3 separate regions of the Homo sapiens genome follow, and regions 1 and 2 are each linked to region 3. A link is an interaction called in ENCODE POLR2A ChIA-PET data of the cell type or tissue named here. Cell type or tissue: OCI-LY7. All regions are shown on one strand.

Evidence for each region. ChIA-PET counts read pairs that join two places held together with the same protein. Peaks named below come from ENCODE experiments on the same cell type or tissue, not always from the same donor. Only the 100,000 strongest peaks of a DNase experiment are listed, where the experiment ranks them.
Region 1: POLR2A ChIA-PET joins it to region 3 with 5 read pairs; 1 of 35 experiments calls an interaction of 5 or more read pairs at or near these places.
Region 2: POLR2A ChIA-PET joins it to region 3 with 5 read pairs; 2 of 35 experiments call an interaction of 5 or more read pairs at or near these places.

Annotation. Positions count from the first base shown.
Region 1 is chr5:157,900,004-157,904,003 of GRCh38, reverse strand. No RefSeq gene overlaps it. Among named protein-coding and RNA genes, the nearest start is that of CLINT1, 43 kb to the right of the region's middle. In OCI-LY7, no CTCF peak of the experiment used is centred here; DNase peaks (open chromatin) are centred at 2,474 and 3,163; H3K4me3 peaks cover 331 bases; H3K27ac peaks cover 1,866 bases.
Region 2 is chr5:156,982,815-156,986,814 of GRCh38, reverse strand. No RefSeq gene overlaps it. Among named protein-coding and RNA genes, the nearest start is that of TIMD4, 22 kb to the right of the region's middle. In OCI-LY7, no CTCF peak of the experiment used is centred here; no DNase peak of the experiment used is centred here; H3K27ac peaks cover 753 bases.
Region 3 is chr5:156,918,726-156,922,725 of GRCh38, reverse strand. TIMD4 (T cell immunoglobulin and mucin domain containing 4) reads left to right here. Exons shown (of 9, transcript NM_138379.3): 7 at 510-627; 8 at 2,223-2,262; 9 at 3,185-3,434. The coding sequence ends at 3,269. Among named protein-coding and RNA genes, the nearest start is that of TIMD4, 42 kb to the left of the region's middle. RefSeq lists enhancers at 1-253, 1,823-1,932. In OCI-LY7, no CTCF peak of the experiment used is centred here; DNase peaks (open chromatin) are centred at 122, 1,794 and 3,595; H3K4me3 peaks cover 2,317 bases; H3K27ac peaks cover 4,000 bases.

The sequences.
Region 1 (4,000 bases), 980 kb before region 3:
AGAACAGCCTGGACAACGTAGGGAGACCTCACTTCTAAAAAAAAAAATTTTTTTTAATTAGCTGGGGATGCTGGCATGCACCTGTAGTCCCAGCTACTTGGGAGGCTGAGGCGGGAGGATTGCTTGAGCCTGGAAGGTCAAGACATCAGTGAGCTGTGATTGTGCCCTGCACTCTAGCCTGGGCAACAGAACAAGACCTCATCTAGAAAAATAAAATAAAATAAATAAAAGCCCACACAAGTAATGAAAAGTAATTCTTTCCAGATAGAACATGCAGGGTATAAACTTTCTCACTTGAATACTCTGTGACAACGAAACCAAATTATACCTCACTGCCCAACAGCAGTGCTATCTTATAATTACACAGGTCATTTAAAAATGCTTTGACAATTTTATTAGCTTCATATTAAGGAAACCACTGGCACTATATTCTCAGAGATTCAGAGATGTAGCAACGGAAGAACTGACTGGCAATAAAATGTCAAAATATTTATGAAGAAAAGCAAAAGCTCTTCTTGAATGTAGATTCATCTCATGGGCTAGACAGTAACTAGAACATCGCAAATGTCCTGTGAGTGAATGGCTATCCAGGCCCAGATAAAAGATAAACAGGTAAGTGACTATTCAGGCACAGATAAACAGAAAAAAATGTGAGGGAAACCAGGGAAAGGGAGAAAAGGGCTCTTTCTAACTTTGCTGAAAAAGGCTATTCATTCCATTGTGGCAAATAACTTGAATATGATTCACATATTAACTGTAGACAGAAGAAATAGCAGAGCAATTTATTTATACACTACCACATTCCTGAAGCAGCCTTCCAGGTGCCTCAGCATGTTTGGATCTGGCCTGTGTGTCTCCTAAATACATCTCCTGGAGAACTTAGTCGAAACCAAAATGTTTACACCAATTGGAGGGGCCCATGATGTCCGCAGCAAACTAAAAATAATAGGATCTCTGTGTCCATACCCATTACACTGGGAAGCAGAGGTGTGACTCTGATACTCCAGACCCAACCAGAGTGTCAGTGCCGGGAAAAATGTTTGAGGGAGGAGATGGGTTGGTGGTGCCAAAAATTTCAAGCAACGCCCTCTTTCTCTGTGTGCTGTGTATATGGGGAATCTGGAAAATGACCCACCTAACAGCTCCCAAAGCCAAAAGACACTACAGTACGTAAATGGGGTCTTATATTCTGCGTCGATGTTATACATGAAATTGGAGAAGAAAAAAATAATTGTTAAAATAGATGTATACTCCTGGGAGCAAGCAGGTCCTTTTAATGTCAGGATCTAAGGAGAACACTTGCTATAATTATCTCATTCCCTTTCTTGCCAAAAGAAGATTTCGTATTGCAGAGACAGGTTCTTCTGGCATAACTAATCCTTCCGGATTCTGTAACTAAACTGAAAAGCATTTAAGTTGACTTAAATGCTTGAGAAGCCTAAGGTGCTGAAGTTGAAAGGACTTTATGGCTTAAAAAATCTCATTCTAGTATTTCTCAGTCGAGGAGATTAAGGCCCAAAGAGATGAAGTGATTTTCCAGAATCTCAGAACAATTTAGTGGCAAAGCCAGGACAGGGGCCACAGTCTCGGATTCTCACTCCTGCGCCATAAGACCACCCCTCCAGCCATCCCTGTCTCGTGAACGGCACTGCCTAGACCTGCTGTCCCATGTCTGTGGCCTCATCTGCAGTAAAATTGTCTCCTTCAGACATTAGCCAACAAATATTATTTTACTCAAATGCTGTTTAATTCTTTAATTTAATTTATTTAGTTTTCGTAAAGACGAGGTCTCACTCTATTGCCCAGGTATTGCTGGTATTGCAGGTATATTGCTGGTCTCCAATTCCTGGGCTCAAGGCATGCTCCTGCTCAGCCTCCGAAAGTGCTGAGATTACAGGCTTGAGCTACCATGCCCAGCTTTAATTGCTTTCCATTCCTTTACTCAACATGTATTTTACTGGGCACTCTCTACCTGTCAATGTTCTAAACACAGGTAAGAAAGTAATTAGCAAGATAGGTGCTTGCCTTCAGGGAGGAGAGGGTGGAGGTTAGGGGGAGAACAGCCATGAAGCAAGACACACACATACAAGATAATGTAAAGCAGTGCTGGATGCTATGAAGACAATATAACGGCATGATGTAGCCAGGGGTGTGTGGGTTTAAGAAGGCCACTTTAAGGAGGGCAGTCAAGAAAGGATTCTCCGGGCAGGTGACATTTGAGGTAAAACTTGAAATATGAGTAGGAGTTTGATAATCAATGATCTATGTGAAAATTATTTCAAGCAGGGAAGAAAATAAGTGCAAAATCCTTGAGGCAGCAGTTCCGGTTCCAGGTAAGACCATGTAAGCACATTCCATCCTGTCTCTCCCCGTGAATGTAGCTATAAAACCTAGGCAGAAGTCATGGAGCTTTCTTAATTTAAGCACTAGAAGGCAGACTGGAGAAGACCACAATCTGAAATACCACTGAACCAGCTGTGAATTTCCCTTTTTGTTGTTGTTCTGATTTCAAGACATCCTGATGCCCAAAGTTGGGCACTGGACACAGAGAAGGCGTGAGGCAGGAGAATCCCTCCAGTTTCTGCTTCAGGAGAGAGAAAGGGAATGCCTAATGCTAAGCAGAACTAACATTTTTCTTTTCACGGCTGGGCACAGTGGCTGACATCTGTAATCCCAGCACTTTCAAGGCCAAGGTGGGTGGATTATGAGGGCAGGAGTTCAAGAGCAGCCTGGCTAACATGGTGAAACCCTGTCTCTACTAAAAATACAAAAATTAGCCGGGCGAGGTGGCACACAATTGTAATCCCAGCTACTCGGGAGGCTGAGGCAGGAGGATCACTTGAGCCCAGGAGGCACAGGTTGCAGTGAGCTGAGATCATTCCACTGCACTCCAGCCTGGACGATGCAGCGAGACTCTGACTTAAAAAAAAAAAAAAAGGGATTTGTCTTTTCTTTTCTCTGTTCTCTCATATGCCAGCCCAAGGCAATCCAATGGTCACAACAGTTGCAATGATAGCCACGGTAACAGCAGTGGAGGTGCCCGGGGGCTAACCTTCTGAGGGGGTGAACCATCCTCTCCAATCACAGGGGCTATAGTCCCAACAACGTGGGGAGAACACCTGCTGTTTTTGTTTCTCTTGCTGTGCTCCCACCACCTGGCCTGTGAGGACAAAAGCACAGTTGCAGGAAGTGCACAGCTTAGTGTTGTTCTAAAGGCCTAAGGACTGAACAGGATGGCAGCAGGGACCTGAGAGGCCTGGAGACCACAGAAGGGAGCAGCCAGGAAAGGCGTCCAACACAGTTGTTAATGATGGACCCCAGTTTGCTAATCATTCACAAAGAAAGAGCTAAATATAGAGAAAAGACCAACTCTACAGCAAAATAGATGAGAGACATGAACACAGGTCATAAAAAAGACAAACGTGAATGACTTTTAAACACATGAAAAAATCAATCTTGCTCATAAGGAGAGAAATGTGGTGTAAAGCCATGATAAGATACCATTTCTCATCTATTGGATGGGCAAAAAAATCCAAAAGATTGACAATGTGTTCTGTGATGGTATTCTGAAAGAGATCTTTTCATTTGTCGATGGCAGGAAGGCAAAAGGGTACAATTCTTATAGAAGAGATTGGGAAGATTTATAAAAGTTTCCTTTGCAGCTGGGCACGGTGGTTCACACCTGTAACCCAGCATTTTGGGAGGGCAAGGTGGGCAGATCAATTGTGACCAGGAGTTTGAGACCAGCTTGGCCAACATGATGAAACCCCATCTCTATTAAAAATACAAAAATTAGCTGGACACGGTAAAACCCCATCTCTACTAAAAATAAAATAATTAGCTGGGCATGGTGGCACATGCCTGTAGTCCCAGCTACTCAGGAGGCTGAGGCACAAGAATCTCTTGAACCTGGGAGAAACTCCAGCCTGGAGGACAGAGTAAGACTCTGTCTCAAAAAAAAAAAAAAAAAAAAAGTTTTTTCCTTTGCATTTTCTTTTTG
Region 2 (4,000 bases), 64 kb before region 3:
TTAAAGTCTGTTTTTTCAGAGAGTAGGATTGCAACCCCTGCTTTTTTTTGCTTTCCATTGCTTGGTAGATCTTCCTCCATCCCTTTATTTTGAGCCTATGTGTGTCTCTGCATGTGAGATGGGTCTCCTGAATACAGCACACTGATGGGTCTTGATTCTTTGTCCAATTTGCCAGTCTGTGTCTTTTAACTGGGGCATTTAGCCCATTTACATTTGAGGTTAATATTGCTATGTGTGAATTTGATGCTGTCATTATGATGCTAGCTGGTTATTTTGCCCAATAGATGATGCAGTTTCTTCATGGTGTCGATGGTCTTTACAATTTGGTATGTTTTTGCAGTGGTTGTTCCTTTCCATGTTTAGTGCTTCCTTCAGGAGCTCTTGTAAGGCAGGCCTGGTGGTGACAAAATCTCTCAGCATTTACTTGTGTGTAAAGGATTTTATTTCTCCTTCACTTATAAAGCTTAGTTTGGCTGGATATGAAATTCTGGGTTGAACATTATTTTCTTTAAGAATATTGAATATTGGCCCACTCTTCTGGCTTGTAGGGTTCCTGCAAAGAGATCTGCTGTTAGTCTGATGGGCTTCCCTTTGTGCGTAACCCGACCTTTCTCTCTGGCTGCCCTTAACATTTTTTCCTTCATTTCAACCTTGGTGAATCTGACAATTATGTGTCTTGGGGTTGCTCTTCTCAAGGAGTATCTTTGTGGTGTTTTCTGTATTTCCTGAATTTGAATGTTGGCCTGCCTTGCTCTGTTGGGGAAGTTCTCCTGGATAATATCCTGAAGAGTGTTTTCCAACTTGGTTCCATTCTCCCCATCACTTTCAGGTATACCAATCAAATGTAGGTTTGGTCTTTTCACACAGTCCAATATTTCTTGGAGGCTTTGTTTGGTCCTTTTCATTCTTTTTTCTCTAATCTTGTCTTCATGCTTTACTTCATTAAGTTGATTTAAAATCTCTGATATCCTTTCTTCCACTTGATCAATTCTGCTATTGATATTTGTGTATGCTTCACAAAGCATACACAAGTTCTCGTGCTGTGTTTTTCAGCTCCATCAGGTTATTTATGTTCTTCTCTAAAATGATTATTCTAGTTAGCAATTTGTCTAACCTTTTCTCAGGTTCTTAGCTTCCTTGCATTGGGTTAGAACCTGCTCTTTTAGCTCAGAGGAGTTTGTTATTACCTATCTTCTGAAACCTCCTCTGTCAATTCATCAAATTCATTCACCGTCCAGTTTTGTTCCCTTGCTGGAGAGGAGTTGTGATCCTTTGGAGAAGAGCCATTCTGGTTTTGGGAATTTTCAGCCTTTTTGCTCTGGTTTTTCTTCATCTTCACGGATTTATCTACCTTTGCTCTTTAATGTTGGTGACCTTTGGTTGGGGTTTCTGTGTGGATGTCCTTTTTGTTGATGTTGATCCTATTCCTTTCTGTTTGTTTGTTTTCCTTTTGACAGTCAGGCCTCTCTGCTGCAGGTCTGCTGGAGTTTGCTGGAGGTCCACTCCAGACCCTGTTTGCCTGGGTATCACCAGCAGAGGCTGCAGAACAGCAAAGATTGCTGCTTGTTCCTTCCTCTGGAAGCTTCATCCCATAGGGGCACCCGCCAGATGCCAGCTGGAGGTCTCCTGTATGAGATTTCTCTTGACCCCTGCTGGAAGGTGTCTCCCAGTGAGGAGGCACGGGAGTCAGGGACCCACTTGAGGAGGCAGTGTGTCTCTTAGGAGAGCTCAAGTGTTGTTCTGGGAGATCCCCTGCTCTCTTCAGAGCCGGCAGGTAGGAATGTTTAAGTCTGCTGAAGCTGCGCCCACAGCTGCCCCTTCCCCCAGGTGCTCTGTCCCAGGGAGATGGGAGTTTTATCTATAAGCCCTGACTGGGGCTGCTGCCTTTCTTTCAGAGATGCCCTACCCAGAGAGGAGGAATCCAGAGAGGCAGTCTGGCTACAGTGGTTTTGCAGTGCTGTGGTGGGTTCCATCCAGTTCAAACTTCCCTGCAGCTTTGTTTACACTGTGAGGTGAAAACCACCTACTCAAGCCTCAGTAATGGTGGACTCCCCTCCTGCCACCAAGCTGGAGTGGAGCATCCCAGATCAACTTCAGACTGCTGTGCTGGCAGCAAGAATTTCAAGCCAGTGGATCTCAGCTTGCTGGGCTCCATGGGGGTGGGATCCGCTGAGTTAGACCACTTGGCTCCCTGGCTTCAGCCCCCTTCCCAGGGGGTTGTGAACAGTTCTATCTCACTGGTGTTCCAGGTGCCACTAGGGTATGAAAAAAAACTCCTGTAGCTAGCTTGGTGTTCGTCCAAATGGCCGCCCAGTTTTGTGCTTTAAATAAAGGTCCTGATGGCATAGGCACCCAAGGGAATCTCCTAGTCTGCTGGTTGTGAAGACCATGGGAAAAGCTTAGTATCTGGACCGGAATGCACCGTTCCTCATGGCACAGTCCCTCAAGGCTTTCCTTGGCTAGGGGAGGGAGTTCCCCAACCCCTTGCACTTCCTGGGTGAGGCGACACCCCACCCTGCTTGGCTCGCCCACCGTGAGCTGCACCCGCTGTCTAACCAGTCCCTATGAGATGAGCTGGCTACCTCAGCTGGAAATGCAGAAATCACCCACCTTTTGCGGTGAACTCGCTGGGGGCTGCAGACCGGAGCTCTTCCTATTTGGCCATGTTGCCAGCCACTTCTTTGTTTTGTTTTCAAAGAAAAGCACTAAAGAAAAATTCTTTATATTTCTATAGAGCTTTACATTTTATATTTCCACATACTTTGATAGTGTTTTTTTCTTAAGTTTTGTTGCATGCTTCGTAAAAACAGCTATATTGGGGTATGATTTACATACAGTAGAACTCACCCATTTCGGGTATACCTCAGATTGGCAAATATATACAATTGTATAACTACCAACACACTCAAGATACAGGGCCAGGTGCAGTGGCTCACACCTGTAATCCCAGCACTTTGGGTGGCTGAGGCATGTGGATCACCTGAGCTCAGGAGTTTGAGACTAGCCTGACTAACATGACACAACTCTGTCTCTACCAAAAATGCAAAAAATTAGTCTGGTATGGTGGTGTGCACCTGTAATCACAGCTACTTGGGAGGCTGAGGTGGGAGGATCACTTGAACCTGGGAAGTGGAGGTTGCGGTGAGCCATATTCATGCCACTGCACTCGATCCTGGGTGACAGAATGACAGCCTGTCTCAAAAATAAAATTGTTATACAAAATTAGAAGATGTATATATATAAAAGAAAAAGGATAAAAAAATCACCTGTTTCCTTTGCCCAGAAGAGACACATTGTTAAACAATTTTAAAAATATAACCTTTCAGGCTTTTGTCTGTGTATGTATGTGCTCCTTCTTACAAGAGTGGGTTAAGGTTGTTGATCTTTTGTATTTTAATTGTCACACTCAAGATGAAGATCATTTTCCTCACTTCTATCCTGGGGATCTTTTCACATCAATAAATATGCACCTACAACATTCTTTATTACTTTTTTTAACTTTTATTTTAAGGTTAGGAGTACATGTGCAGGTTTACTGCATAGGTAAACTTGTGTTATGAGGGTTTGTTATACAGATTATTTTGTCACCCAAGTATTAAGCCTAGTACCCATTAGTTATTTTTCCTGATCCCCTCCCTCTTCCCACCCTCCACCCTCTGATAAGCCCCAGTGTTTATTTTCTCCTTTACGTGTCCACGAGGCATTCTCATCATTTAGCTTCGACCTACAAGTGAGAACATGAGTTATTTGGGTTTCTGTTCCTGCGTTAGTTTGCTAAGGATGATAGCCTCCAGCTCCATCTGTGCTCCTGCCAAGGACATGATCTCATTCTTTTTTTTAATAGCTGCATAGTATTCCATGGTTTGTATGTACCACATTTTTGTTTTTCTTTTCTTTTTCTTTCTTTTCTTTTCTTTTTTTTTTTTTTTTTTTGAGACAGAGTCTTGCTCTGTCACCCAGGCTGGAGTGCAGTGGCACAATCTTGGCTCACTGCAACCTC
Region 3 (4,000 bases):
GGGAAAGTATACTGTATATCTCATGAGAGAATGATAGTGAAAATGGCAAAAAATGTCTCATGAAAATCATTTTGATCTCATGGGCCCCCCATCTAGACTTTGAGAACCACTGCTGTAGAAAATGTGAAATTAAGTTTCATTTTCTCTTTCATCCTGTTTTCTCTAGAAGCCTAAGTCAGCCATGAAAAGAGTAGCACAGGGCTAGGGAGAGCTCAAAGGATTTGAGCAGCGGCTAGGAAAGAGATTTGACCATGGAGAACACAGCTCACAACAGTTATTTTTTATCCTCAGACCCCTGAGCCCCACAGCTCCTTATGCCTGATGTCTAACACTTCGGAAAATTTTGGGATATGGGTCACGTGTTTTGGGTTTTCAGAGATTTTTGACAAAAGGTGGTGAAATGTAGTGAAACTGCTGGTGGTTGTAAGGTGCTATTGGGCTGGGATGTCATCTTGTGAGGGTGGCATCTAGCAGTGACTGGGTCCATCTCCTTGCCTGTGTCCCATCAGATGGATGGAATACCCATGTCAATGAAGAATGAAATGCCCATCTCCCAACTACTGATGATCATCGCCCCCTCCTTGGGATTTGTGCTCTTCGCATTGTTTGTGGCGTTTCTCCTGAGAGGTAAGGAGGGAGGGCCAGGTGATGGAGCACTTCAGAACCCTGGCGACTGCAGGAGGATCTGGAGTTGTCTCCACTTCCTTCCCCTTTATCCCTCCCCAAAGAGGCTCAGTTCTGCCATTGTTCCCATCCCAGCCAGGGAAGTAACAGGTAAGTTCATTCTCCCCAAGCTGCTAATGACTCTGTGTATTAACCTCCTGGTAGAGTTTACGTTTTGGAAAAGGAAAAAAAGCAGAAGAGCACCTTCATTTATTGGACATTTCTGTGCCAGTCCTGATGGTATACTCTTGATGTGCCTAATTCATTTTATCCCTATTACTGCCTTAAGAGGAAAGTACTATTTCCTACTTTGTTCACTTTCTCTGTTCTTTGGTTGGGAAAACCCTAGCTTGTCTCTTCTTTTGGCTAGGATTGTTGCAGGACGAAGACCATGAACAATCCTGGTTTTCTTCTTCTTTTTTTTTTTTTTTTTTTTTTTTTTTTTTGAGAGAGTCTCATTCTGTTGTCCAGGCTGGAGTGCAGTGGCGTGATCTCAGCTTACTGCACCTCCGCCTCCTGGGTTCAAGTGATTCTCCTGCCTCAGCCTCCTGAGTAGCTGAGACTACAGGTTCACGCCATCACACGGGACTAATTTTTGTATGTTTAGTAGGAGGGGGTTTCACCATGTGGGCTAGGTTGGACTCAAACTCCTGACCTCAGGTGATCCACCCACTTTAGCCTCCCAAAGCTCTGGGATTACAGGCATGAGCCACCATGCCTGGCGTGATCCTGGTTTTCTTATATGTTCCCTAAAAGCAAGCTTTCTTAACCTGGAGGCCACAGATGGACTTCAAGGGTAATGTGAATCCTTTGAAATCACATGCAAAAGTGTTTATGTGTTCATGCCTGCATTTTTCAGGGGACAAGGTCTGTAGTTTTCATTAAGTTAGCAAGCTGCTCCATGACCTTGCACCTCCATCCCACCCCTGCCCCCCGCCCCCAAAAGTTTTAAAATGCTACAAAAACAGCCATGAAACAGCTTATGGTTTTCAGGCAAATTATAGGCACGTGGCACCTGGTACTGTTGTAAAATGGGGATAAATTGTTCTGTACTCATTAACAAAAGCTGTTTCAGGGCAGTATGTCAGGAGATGAGACTAGTAACCATCTCAGCTGATTTGAATAATAATGAAACTTGTATATTTCAACACCTGCCCCAGGTGCAAAAGCAAATTTAAAATTTACTGGAATCCTGCTGTTAGCCTTCATACAAAGGCATGATTACAGTTTTGGAAAATTCTGAGTATGTCTCGTAAAGAAGTGTTTTGAAACCCAAGTGAGTGCTTGAATTCTGGATAGGCAGATGACTCAGAATGAAATAGCTTAACACCATTGCCCAGAATGTTGGAACAACTTGGTAATTGATGAGCACTAACTGTGGTTAAAATAGCAAGTGTTTGACCTGGGAAAGGGAATGGCTTTTTCTGCCAAAGCCAGCCACTGGTTCTCACCTTTGGCCCATATCTGCTCTTTGCGGGGCAGCACTGGAATTCCCCCAGCATTTTGCATGTTCTATGCACCGCAGCCACTCTGCTCACACTGTGGCCTTGTCTTTTCAGGGAAACTCATGGAAACCTATTGTTCGCAGAAACACACAAGGTAATCTATCTTGCATGAATGGGTGTTGTAATGATTGTACAAGCTGTTACAAATGATTAGCTACTACTCAGTGGTTTAATGACTTGAGCTTGTGTTACGATTACACATAGAGTTGGAAAGATGTGACATTAGAAGTGAAAAAGTTGTGCAGATTTAGCTCACATTAACCTGTGTCTTGGTTAACACTCTGAGCAAAATGCCAGTACCAAGGCAGGTGGGATTAATAGAAGTATAGCACGCAAAAGAAAGAAGGTGATATGGCACTTTACTCTGAAATTTTTTGTTCACCTATGGGTAAGTTAGTTTAAGAGGCCATTGTTAAACTGGAGTTTATTGAGGAGCGTTGGCAATATGGAAAATGAAAAAAGCATGTAGAATATTATTCCTGGGAGTTGGTTCCTCTGCCCAGTTAGACCATGGAAGCAGCTTGTTTTGGGGCCTTTTTAAAAATAGTATTTGAAGATTCTCTAGTAAGGGATTTTAGCTATTTGCCCTATTCTATAGCTTTTGGAAAAGAAATTTTTAAAAAAGGCATAAATTATTAATGAAGTCCTTGCCTAATTAATTGCATTCACTAATTAGTTGCATTAATACCACAATATGTATTAGCAAGAAGGAAAATTGACACCCAGCGAGGTGACCTTTCAAGGTCACACTTAGAGACCTTTTGGTAAATAAACGTATTGAAATCATGATTTTATATTTTGCTAAGAATCTTTTTTATCTCATTATAATGGATTGGCAGAAACTCTTTTTCCCCTGCAGCCTCAGTTTTCCCATCTGTAAAATGTGGAGCTTAGACTAAATGAACTGTGAGCCCTTTGAACTTTAAGGGTAATTGCACTGTAACTTAGCAGCATCTGTTTTGTTTTGTTTTCTAGTCTTGTGTTTCCCATTATGAGCCCCTCTTTTCTGTTTACAGGCTAGACTACATTGGAGATAGTAAAAATGTCCTCAATGACGTGCAGCATGGAAGGGAAGACGAAGACGGCCTTTTTACCCTCTAACAACGCAGTAGCATGTTAGATTGAGGATGGGGGCATGACACTCCAGTGTCAAAATAAGTCTTAGTAGATTTCCTTGTTTCATAAAAAAGACTCACTTATTCCATGGATGTCATTGATCCAGGCTTGCTTTAGTTTCATGAATGAAGGGTACTTTAGAGACCACAACTTCTCTGTCCATGCTCTAATCATCTCTGTAGAATCACCGCTAAGTGATCTTTCACAGTACACTTGAACACTTTCAGTGACAGTGAACTCCTTACCACACGCAAGGGAGTCCATTCAATCTCAGAGCAGTTCTGAGATTAAGAAATATTTATAGCAAAATCTGTCTCCGGATGACATCTGCCCATAGGTCATAGTTGAGCTCCTTATGCCTATCAGAACATCTCCTTTATTAACTGCCGGATCAGTGTTGTGTGAACTAACAGGACAAAAAATCTATAGGCTCCATCAGTCAATAAGACTGATTTTTTTTTTTCTCTCTTAAAGGTAATGTCAAGAGAGTAGAAATCCAAAAGATGGTTACCTTTGGAGAAACATGTGCTTATTCCATTAATGTTGCTATTGCTCTAAGCATGCTGGGAAGTACTGGAGAGCTGTTAACTCTTCAGGTATTAGAAGGAGAATCTCATGTTTCTCCAAATTTCCTTGCTTCTGGGATACAATTTCTGGTTCTTTTGTTACCCTAATTGCCTTCATCTCGTATGGATTCGTATCTCTCCTTTTATGCC